Linked DNA regions of Homo sapiens: region 1 is linked to region 2. Evidence: chromatin loops called from intact Hi-C (ENCODE). Cell type or tissue: mammary epithelial cell. All regions are shown on one strand. Each heading gives the region's core, and the rest is flanking DNA. Links, peaks and the distances in the headings are about the cores only. Region 1 has its middle 25 kb from the start of OPTN. Region 2 overlaps CAMK1D (calcium/calmodulin dependent protein kinase ID).

The links. A loop is a pair of places that touch in the nucleus more often than their neighbours do. Peaks named below come from ENCODE experiments on the same cell type or tissue, not always from the same donor. Only the 100,000 strongest peaks of a DNase experiment are listed, where the experiment ranks them.
Region 1: it touches region 2 in a loop (4-fold over the local background); 2 of 110 quality-filtered maps call a loop at or near these places.

The regions. Positions count from the first base shown.
Region 1 is chr10:13,072,050-13,077,423 of GRCh38, reverse strand. It overlaps a transcript of CCDC3 not described here. Among named protein-coding and RNA genes, the nearest start is that of OPTN, 25 kb to the left of the region's middle. In mammary epithelial cell, for the core only: a CTCF peak has its summit at 2,412 (motif pointing right); a DNase peak (open chromatin) is centred at 2,423.
Region 2 is chr10:12,654,021-12,659,401 of GRCh38, reverse strand. The region is part of intron 2 of CAMK1D (calcium/calmodulin dependent protein kinase ID); the gene reads right to left. Among named protein-coding and RNA genes, the nearest start is that of MIR4481, 3.5 kb to the right of the region's middle. RefSeq lists a silencer at 2,518-2,812 and an enhancer at 3,141-3,200. In mammary epithelial cell, for the core only: a CTCF peak has its summit at 2,687 (motif pointing right); no DNase peak of the experiment used is centred there.

The DNA of each region.
Region 1 (5,374 bases), core at 1-5,000, 420 kb before region 2:
CATTTTCACGATATTGATTCTTCCTATCCATGAGCATGGAATGTTCTTCCATTTGTTTGTGTCCTCTTTTATTTCGTTCAGCAGTGGTTTGTAGTTCTCCTTGAAGAGGTCCTTCACGTCCCTTGTAAGTTGGATTCCTAGGTATTTTATTCTATTTGAAGCAATTGTGAATGGGAGTTGACTCATGATTTGGCTCTCTGTTTGTCTGTTATTGGTGTTTAGGAATGCTTGTGATTTTTGCACTTGATTTTGTATCCTGAGATTTTGCTGAAGTTGCTTATCAGCTTAAGGAGATTTTGGGCTGAGACGATGGGGTTTTCTAAATATACAATGATGTCATGTGCAAATAGGGACAATTTGACTTCCTCTTTTCCTAATTGAATACCCTTTATTTCTTTCTCCTGCCTGATTGCCCTGGCCAGAACTTCCAACACTATGTGTAATAGGAGTGGTGAGAGAGGGCATCCCTCTCTTGTGCCAGTTTTCAAAGGGAATGGGAAGCAATTTTTGTCCCTTATGCAGCTTGTCCCTGCTACTCTGTCCTGTCTCCATTGGCTGGAGCCAGACCTCACAATATAAACTGAACCCGATTGGCTGACAATTTAAAACTTCTCTAAATAGGTGAAAGCAATGGAGAACAAGGGAAAGGAGGAAGTTGCTTACTAAAGGACTTAGAAAAGTAATAACATTCCCAAATAAGGAAGGGGCATAGGCTGCGAGCTGGGACATGTCTGTGAGCATGTCCAGCACAGATATCTTGGTTAAAGTACAAGGACATAGAATGTACTATGTGCCTGTGAGCATGTTTAATAACTACATAGGATAGGGCTTAACAAAGAGTTATTAGCACAAAGCAAGGAGGCTTGAAGGAAGTTAGTCTTTAAAAGGAACTATTACTTCTAACACTTATGATTTATTCTTTAACAAGGGAAACTTTGAGGAAGAAACTTTTTGCTTTCTACACAGGACACTCCTACGTCTGGGTCTGTTTAGTAAAGGTTATCAATCTGTTTCCTTAGCCACAAACATCTAGAGGCTAGGAATATCTAACTTTCGGGGAGGGCAGCCCAGCAAGTCCCAGCCTCATTTTTCCTAGTCCTCACCCAAGATGGAGTTGCTCTGGTTTGAATGCCTCTGACAACAATCCTAAATGTATTACTGTTGGCTGAATTGCTTTATCCTCTCTATTTTTCGTTTTAATTCCAGCCATCAACATTTGCCCATTTGCTAAGTTAGAAATTTGGAGGCAGCTTTGACTCTTCTGCCCATACTGAGTTAGCCATCGAGACCTGCCTCCTTTGCTTCCCTATTTCCCTGATACCTGCTTCCCTATTATTTTAGGTTTTTTTGTTTGCTTGTTTTAAGATAGGGTCTTGCTCTGTCACCCAGGCTGGAGTGCACTGGCACAATCTTGGCTCATTGCAACCTCTGCCTCCCAGGTTCAAGCAATTCTCCTGCCTCAGCCTTTGGATATCTGGGATTACAGGCACATGCCATGATGCCTGGCTATTTTTATTTTATTTTATTTTATTTTTTTAGTAGAGACAGAGTTTAGCCATGTTGGCCAGGCTGGTCTCAAACTCCTGACCTCAAGTGATCCGCTCACCTTGGCCACTGAAAGTGCTGGGATTACAGGTGTGGAGCCACCATGCCCGTGCGCCTACCCACATCGATACATAAAATTAACCATTGCACTGAGCAAATTGGTTAATCATCAATTTTTGAAAAGTATATTGAGCATTGAAGGCTCATCCAATTCTAGGCCAGGTTTCATGGAGAATCTATAATGCAAAGTCTTTATTCCTTCTTGTCTCCCCTCCCCACAAGGGTTTTTTCCTGGTTTATTTATTTATTTATTAGTGTTTCTTCCCTTATTTTTAGCAGATTCAATACTTTAGCGGTGGGAAGAGGTTCATCCTTAGGAGCTTCTAAACCATTACCCACCTACCCAGGCTGGGACGTCTAGAAAAAAAAAACAAAAAAACAAACGTGTCTGATGAAAATAGGAATATCTGTGTGTCATCTTCCCCGACTCAGATATCAATCACTTATTATTTCGTTTAAAAGCCAAAGAAACAAAAATACCCACTGATTTTGGAGCTCCTACATGTGCCAGTCACTATGCAGGATGCTGGGGATACAGTGATACGCAAAACAAAAAGTTGTTTATTGCTTGTTAAACAAAGCAAAGGCACTTTATGCACCAGCAGAGGAAATAGGAAAACCATAGTGGAAAAGACTCCCTAGCTTCTGAGATATTGATAAGAAGTTGGAGAGATGATTTGTTATAAAGGGATGTAAAGCCTCGTTTCAGTGGGAAACCATTCGTTCATCAGGGAGCCAGGTTTGCAGTGGGCACCTATGCGTCAGTTCTGATGTTCCCCGCCTACGATTGTTTGTCCATGTCCAGCAGATGGCGCCAAGTGACTGGCCGCGGCTGGGATGTACCGGGTCCTCTTTGGAAAACATGAAATCTATTTCTATAGGGCCAGCATCTTAAAGAAGGCACTCATATTGTCTGTTTGAGACCCTTTCTTTTGCTCCATTTTAATGTGATATGTGGATCAAAATAAGAAATAGACAATAAAATGGTTTCTCCTCCTGGAATGTGGTAATATTGTGGAATAACAGGAACACAGGTCTAACGTAGATAGCTGAGTAAAACAGCACCCAGACTTGCAGCCGGCACGGGGAACTCATGTGAGTGTGTGTATGTGTGTGCACGCGTATTTGTGCTTATGAGAAAGATTAAACAGTAAAGGATGGAAGTGATAACAAATGCTTTAACAAGGGTAAGGAGAAAGTATTGTAGAAAAATCTATAAAAGCTGAGGGAGTGGGAGAGGGGGAGGGGGAGGGAGAGTTAGTTCAAGTGAGCATGAGAGCTGGGACCTTGGATTAAAAGCATTAAAAGAACTCCAGAAGAAAAGATTTGATTCCGCCGGTTGTGGTGGCTCACGCCTGTAATCCCAGCACTTTGGGAGGTCGAGGTGGGCGGATCACCTGAAGTCGGGAGTTCGAGACCAGCCTGACCAATATGGAAAAACCCCGTCTCTACTACAAAAAAAAAAAAAAAAAAAAAAAAAAAAAAAAAAAAAATTAGCCGGGATATGGTGGTGCATGCCTGTAATCCCAGCTACTCGGGAGGCTGAGGCAGGAGAATTGCTTGAACCTGGGAGGCAGAGGTTGCAGTGAGCTGAGATCACGCCATTGCACTCCAGCCTGGGCAACAGGGGTGAAACTCTGTCTCAAAAAAAAAAAAAAAAAAAAATATATATATATATATATATATATATTTGATTCCTCTGTTTCTTGCAATCCTAGTAACAGGTGACTTGAATTTCAAGTGATTATCATATAAATGGAGGATTAGAAAAGAGACACCAACTCTGGAACCAGTTCAATGGAATTCTTCAAGAGACTGTAACTTAGTGCTTACAAAGACTTGGAATGATCTACACTGCATGGTGTACCTGTTAGAGGAGGTGACATCAAAGCTTTAGGTACTGAGAGAGGATACTTCCTACTGTGGAAGGGAAGAAAAGAAAAAAGCAAAGGTGAGTTGGAATGGTAGACCTGTTGGGTTTATTCTCTCATTGCTAAGCTTTTAAAATCTCTCATTTAAAAAAAATGTCTTGGGCAGGCCACCGTGGCTCATGCCTGTAATCCCAGCACCTAGGGAAGCTGGCATGGGAGGACTGCTTGAGCTCACGAGTTGGAGACCAGCCTAGGCAACATTGAGAAACCCTGTCTCTACAAAAAATTAGCCGAACGTGGTGGCAGGTGCTTGTAGTTGTAGCTGTAGCCTCCTAGCTACTCAGGAGGCTGAGGTGGGAGGATTGCTTGAGCCTAGGAGGGGGAGGTTGCAGTGAGCCAGCCTGGGTGACAGAGTGAGATCCTGTCTCAAAAAAAAAAGTCTTCATCTAATACGGTGAAAGATGGAAGGGGATGTGGTTACTCCTGCTCCAGTTGGATTTGTTTTCTCCATTTAGAAGCTGCTTTCAGAGCAGTAATGACACCTGAGTTTAGAAAACAGTTCCCTGTGTCTGTGCATCTTCCAGCTCAGTGTCCTATGTCACCTGTCCTGAGACATTCCAAGAAGGAAGACCAAAAGACAGCATTCTTGAGCTATTCCAAAGAGATCACAGAGGCCACCACCAAAGAGAAGACTAAGAATCTACCATAGTTTGCCCCGGTAAAATGGTATTTTTCTTAGGAACTATTGCAAGTTATAAAACTCCTAAGTGAAATGATTGTGTGGCCAGGGATAGTGGCTCATGCCTGTAATCCCAGCACTTTGGGAGGTCAAGGCAGGTGGATCATTAGAGGTCAGGAGTTCAAGACCAGCCTGACCAACATGGTGAAACTCGTCTCTACTAAAAATATAAAAATTAGCCAGGCGTGGTGGCACATGCCTGTAATCCCAGCTGCTTGGGAGGCTGAGGCAGGAGAATCGCTTGAACCCAGGAGGTGGAGGTTGCAGTGAGCCGAGATCATGCCACTGCACTCTAGCCTGGGTGACAGAGTGAGACTCTGTCTCAAAAAAAAAAAAAAAAAGAAAGAAAAGAAAAGAAAAGAAATGATTGTGCAGGCAGAAATGTCTTTAAGGCATCATTGTTGCAGAATTTTGCTCCTTAGTTCAGCTAAAACTGGGTTCATGTCACATGACCAGGAGACTTTAGACATGTGGACACATTGAAGGGTGTGCAGAGCAGCATTTTATTGGGCAAAAGGGGGAAAAAAAAAGAAAAAACTCAGCAAAGTGAGATGGAGTCCTATTAACAGGCCTCCCACCTCACAGGTTGAATCCCAGGCCACCACACAGGAACTGAAGAGCAGGCTCCTCCCCCTGCCTGTGGCTCCACCCCATTCTCCCAGTGCACATGTGAGCAGGCTCAGATGAAGCCCTGGGCATGTTCCCTCATCTGTACAGAAGCATCTGATGTAAACACTTGTGGGGTGGGTCGGAGATTCTCTGGGGACACCTTTATATCTGCCTAGGCATTTGGCTGTCTTATTCCCCCCTCTAAAGAAGTACATCCAACGGCGGTTAGAATAAGGTAAGGATAAGGATGATGACCAAAATTAACTGCTTTCTGCTAACAGGGGGCACTGTTTTGGGGAAAACAGCAGTCAGATCTCCCTCAGAGGCTTATCTAAGTATCCCCAGCAGAAAAGGCCATCGTCCGAGGCTCTGGTTGCATGATCATTTGGAGTTTGATAGCCTGAAGGCGAGAATAGACAACTGGGTTATTAGGAAACATATATCAAAACGAAACAAGGAGGTTACGGTAAGGACAGCTCAAAAAATCCCAAGGCCTTTTACTGGTTTGCAAAGTGGGAGGGGAGGCCAAAAGCCCAACTGGTTAAAAAAA
Region 2 (5,381 bases), core at 169-5,168:
CTCACAGTTTATAATCACTTAATTGTTCTCCCCAACTCCCTCTGGTCTCACTCTCTTCCTATCCATTTTCCGTGCTGTCTCCTGAGTGATCTCTCCAAAATATAGAACTGATAAAACTTCTTAGCATGAAATCCAGCACTGGCTCCCTGTAGTACAGGAGAAAGTTCAAACAACTGGCATGGCTTACAAGTCACTTGTTACTTGTGAAATGGGAAAAGTTCCCTTATCCCACTTGCAGGGTGTGCGACAGGGGGACTGGCTCACGTTCTCAGTGCCAGCTGTTGATAATCCTAGGGGAGCATGCAGACGGGCAGGCTGTGGGCCTCCGACCCCACAGCAGCATCTGGGGTGAATGCTTACAGCTTCCGAAGCCCCAGTGGGCATGTGTTACAGGGTGCTCTTTTAGTTTTGCCATCTGTAAGCAGCTTGTGTTAATCAGCTCTATTAGACCCTCTGCCTTATCACAAGGACAGAGGGCTTTCTGTATCCTGGGGTTCTTGCCTTGGTGTACCGGAAAAATCGGATCACACGTGGGCTTGGAGAATGAGTGCAAAGTTTCTTATGGAGTGGTAGCTCTCAGTGAGGTGGAAGGGGAGGCCAGAAGGGGAATGGAGTGGGAAGGTGGTTTCCCCTGGAGTCATGCTGCCCAGCGGCTGGGCTCTCCTCCAACTGCCCCAGCCAAACTCCACGTCCTTCTGCTGGTCAATGGCCTGATGGTGTCTTCTGCTGCCTGTGGGTCTGCCGGTGCATTCCTCTTGATGTCCAGCCATTTGTGTGTGTGCCCACTAGGGTCTCAGGGTTTTTATAGGCACAGGATGGGGACATGGTGGGCCAGGGTGGTCTTGGGGAAGGCAACATTTGGGCACAAAAACAGAAATGCCTGTCCTTACCTAGTTTTGTGCACATAGGCCTGGGGGTGGAGCACTAGGCATGGACCATGACTTTCCCTTTCCCAAGCACTTCCCTGCCCCCCTCCCCTATCACTTGGTCTTTACTTGCCCATCCCACATCATCTTCCACCCTGCCCCACACCAACATTTTACTGAACCCCGGCAGGTCTCGCACACCCCGCCCTCCCCAGCCATGCACACCTTCGTCTCTGAGTGTGCTCATCACTCTCCTGTCTTCTTACGAAAATACTCATCCTTTAAGACTCATTTCTCTATCACCTCCACTGAGAACCCTTTGCTGTTTCTCACAGCTTGCAGCACCAATCACCTTTCCTCTGGGTCACCCCAGTTCTTTGTTTTTTTTGAGACAGAGTCTCATTCTGTCACCCAGGCTGGAGTGCAGTGGCACGATCTCGGCTCACTGCAACCTCCACCTCCTGGGCTCAAGCAATTCTCCTCTCAGCCTCCCGAGTAGCTAGGACTACAGGTACGTGCCACCATGCCCAGCTAATTTTTGTATTTTTAGTAGAGACAGGGTTTCACCACATTGGTCAGGCTGTCTCGAACTCCTGGCCTCAGTTGATCCGCCCGCCTCAGCCTCCCAAGGTGCTGGGATTACAGGTGTGAGCCACCGCACCTGGCCCACCCCAGTTCTTGGATCACCTTGCTGTCTGTACTGCATTGTATCCAGGTATCTGTTTGTATGTAAATGTGTGTGTGTATATTTAAATGATCTTACAGGCAGAGTAAAACATCTAGAGGGATACATATCAAACCAGTGAGTAAACACTTCAGAAAGTACTAGAGTAGAAGATTCTCACTTTCCAGTTTTTCCTCAACTGGGGCTCTTCATCTGAACCACAGAACACAGAAAATGATTCAAGTGACTACTTTCTCAGTCCTCCAAGACAGCACCATTCTAGCTGCAAAGGAGAAAGTTAATTTAGTGTAGACAATAAATGTCTTAAGCATTAGCGCTTCATTCTCTCACTGAACCCAAGAACAGTCAAGTTGCTAAACTGTTGTATTGCCCAACTTTTACAGAAAGGTGTTTTTATTTATTTATTTATTTATTTATTTATTTTTATGAGACAGAGTCTCTCTCCATCACTAGGCTGGAGTGCAGTGGCACAATCTCAGCTCAATGCAACCTCAGCCTCCTAGGTTCAAGCGATTCTCCTGCCTCAGCCTCCCGAGTAGCTGGAACTACAGGCATGCGCCACCACACTCAGCTAATTTTTGTATTTTTAGTAGAGACGGGGTTTCACCATGTTGGCCAGGATGGTCTCGATCTCTTGACCTCGTGATCAGCCTGCCTCGGCCTCCCAAAGTGCTGGGATTACAGGCATGAGCCACCGTGCCTGGCCAGAAAGGTGCTTTTAAAAAGTTCTTGATGAAAATCATTAACCAAGTTCACCAAGTTTACCAAAATATATCCATAAAAGTGCACACAAAAAGAAATGCATACTGATTAGTGGAATTGCACAAGCAATCAAGAGATTAGCTTGCGTCTTAGCTCTGATACATCTAACTGCAAGACTTTGAACAAGTCGTTAAATACTTTCTGATTTGATTTCTCATTTGTTAAATGAACATCAAAATATGTCATCTTGTTATTTATCTATCCACGTGTATATATATGTGTTTATGTAAAAAAAATGTATATACACACACACATGTAACATATTACTGTATAGTTAGAGATCTTGTGTTGTAGACCATAGGCCACTTCAAGAAATGAGCAGAATTCAAAATCCTAAGCTTCAAATCACCTCTCTTTGCTGCCAGAAGATGGAGCTATACTCAATGGGCAACTAAGGAGCCAAGACTATGATACCTAAATCAACTAAGCTCTTAAGTCTGTAAGCTAGTTTTGTTGTTGTTTTTTAAAGATTAAGTACTACATGTTGATACTGATTGTGAAATGAGTTTTTCCTTGAATCCTTATAAACAAACAAACAAATGACAATAAAAACCCTTGTGCACAAATGGCGGTTTTTTTCTTTTCTCTTTTTTTTGAAACAGGGTCTCTCACTCCGTCACCCAGGCTGGAGCGCAGTGGTGTGGTTTCGGTTCACTGCAACCTCTGCCTCCCAGGCTCAAGTGATCCTCCCACCTCAGTCTCCCAAGTAGCTAGGACCACAGGCATGTGCCACCACACCCAGCTAATTTTGGCATATTTTTGTAGAGATGGGATTTCACCATGTTACCCAGGCTGGTCCTGAAGGTATTTTCTTAATAGCACCCCAGGCCTCCTTAGTACAATGCAGGGTACCCACTGTGGGGGCATAGCTAGCACTCATATGTGTAGGGATGCAGTGCTAGAGCCTGTAATGGTCCCACAGGAGGGGCATCAACGAGCTGGTTCTGTCTCTGACACTATGACCACATTCTGGTCACATCCCCTTCCTGGGTCTCGGTTTCCTTGTCTAGAAATCAACCAGCCAGACCAGAAAGTCCCCAAGGTCTCTTCCAACTCTAACAATCAATGAATCTAAACTTATAATGAGGCAAAGTGCATTAAGGTATCTATGAGAACCATCAACTTTGACTCTAAGTCCATATTCAGTGTTCTCTGGAATAGTCTTTGCTACACAGAAGCCTGGTGACAACTTGTGCATCAATAGGTTCTTTATCTGCACAGACAAGTTTGTCAGCTGGACACAGAACAGAATTTTCTTGAGACATGAAGTTGTTTACACAGAAAAGACCCACTTTTCCTTCTCCCACATCAGCATCCACAATGCCTGGACTAATACAGAAACGCCCAAGTGATTTGCTCTTGTCTAGAATGGCTCTAGAGGTCCAGCTGAGGCCTGGCGGTCTTTCGACCAAAGGAGAAATAAGTTAGGTCCAGTTCAGTGTGAAAAATCCAGTGTGAAAAATCCAGCACATATCAACACTCAAGGAATGTTTATGGAAGAATGAATGAATGAATGAACAATTAATTCTCACCTTCCAAAAGTCTTACAGACTCCAGACATTCCAAAGCTACACACCAGAATGAAAAAAGGTTCTAAGATTTGACTGTGTATTTCTTTCCTATTTCTGTTACCATCCATGAGAAGTTACCAGTGAATGGGTGATACAGTTTGGATAGTTTTTCTTGCCCAAATCTCATCTTGAATTTCAATCCTCAATGCTTGAACATGGGGTCTAGAGGGCAGTGTTCAAGTCATGGGGGTGGATCCCTCATGGCTTGGTGCTGTCTTTGCGACAGTGGCTTCTTGTGTGGCACCTCCCCCTCCCACTCTCTCTCGATCCTGCTTTCACCATGTGACATGCCTGCTCCCCCTTTGCCTTCCATCATGAGTGTAAGTTTCCTGAGGTCTCCCTAAAAGCCGAGCAGATGCCAGCACTATGCTTCCTGTACAGCCTGCAGAACTGTGAGCCAATTAAACCTCTTTTCCTATAAATTACCCAGGCTCAGGTATTTCTGTATAGCAATGCAGGAACGGCCTAATCCAATGGGTCTCAAGCTCAGATACGTGCTAGAATTATCTGAGGAGTTCCAAATGTACTAATAACTGGAACATTTTTGGAGATTATGATTTGATTGGCCTGCGGCGTGGCCTAGGCGTAACAAGTTCTTTATAGTTTCTCCAGTGATTCAAACGTGCAGCCAAGTTTGAGAACCACTGGTAAGTCATTTATTACTAAATTACTGAGAATCTTAGGTCATGGGAAAGGGTTCAACTTTAGATACTTCAGAGCTGATAACTTCGTGGCTTCCGTGCCCATTTTAAATTTATCTAGGCTGAATACATTTATTTGATAATAAGTCTGATTTTTAAAGGTTAAGATCCAGGGTGTCCTAAGGATAAAGATTTAAGGCTACATGGCCAACCCATTACTCCTCTCAGGATAAGAATATGAAAAAAATAACATTTCTTAGCAAGTATAATAGTATTAGCAACTAATATTTCTTAGCAAGTAGTATTAGTAATACTTCTTCTACTATTTCTTAGCAAGACTTTGAAACACTAACACATTTAAAGGAATACTGTCATTTCCTTCTTTGAATCTTTTGGTAACTTTTTGTCAAAGGGTAATATATATTTCTGTGGGCATTTTAAACATGAAAATTAGCACCAGGAGTCTCAGAAAACATTAAGGTGTTTACCCGCCTTGAAACAGAGATTAACTCTTGTAGCTTGGATTTCCTAGCTTCACTGATGTGAGAACCCACATACACCAAATCACCTTAGAAAGGGAAATCTCAGAAAGCTTGTTTCAGATTCACTGTGGATGCTTACAAGGTGAATTTAGAAGCTATTCCTGTATGAAATACTGTTAATGACACAGAACTGCTGGGGTGTATCCTGCAGCTTCCTTCACATACTCTGTGCCCCAGATTGAAGACGCTGGGCTTGAATTCAGGAAGCATCTTTGAGGTTTCTAGCTCTGAACACTTGCATTTATATGAGGATAAGTAAGTGGAAGGGAAACAAAATAATGCACTGGAATCTAGGGGAAAGGTATTGTTTCTTT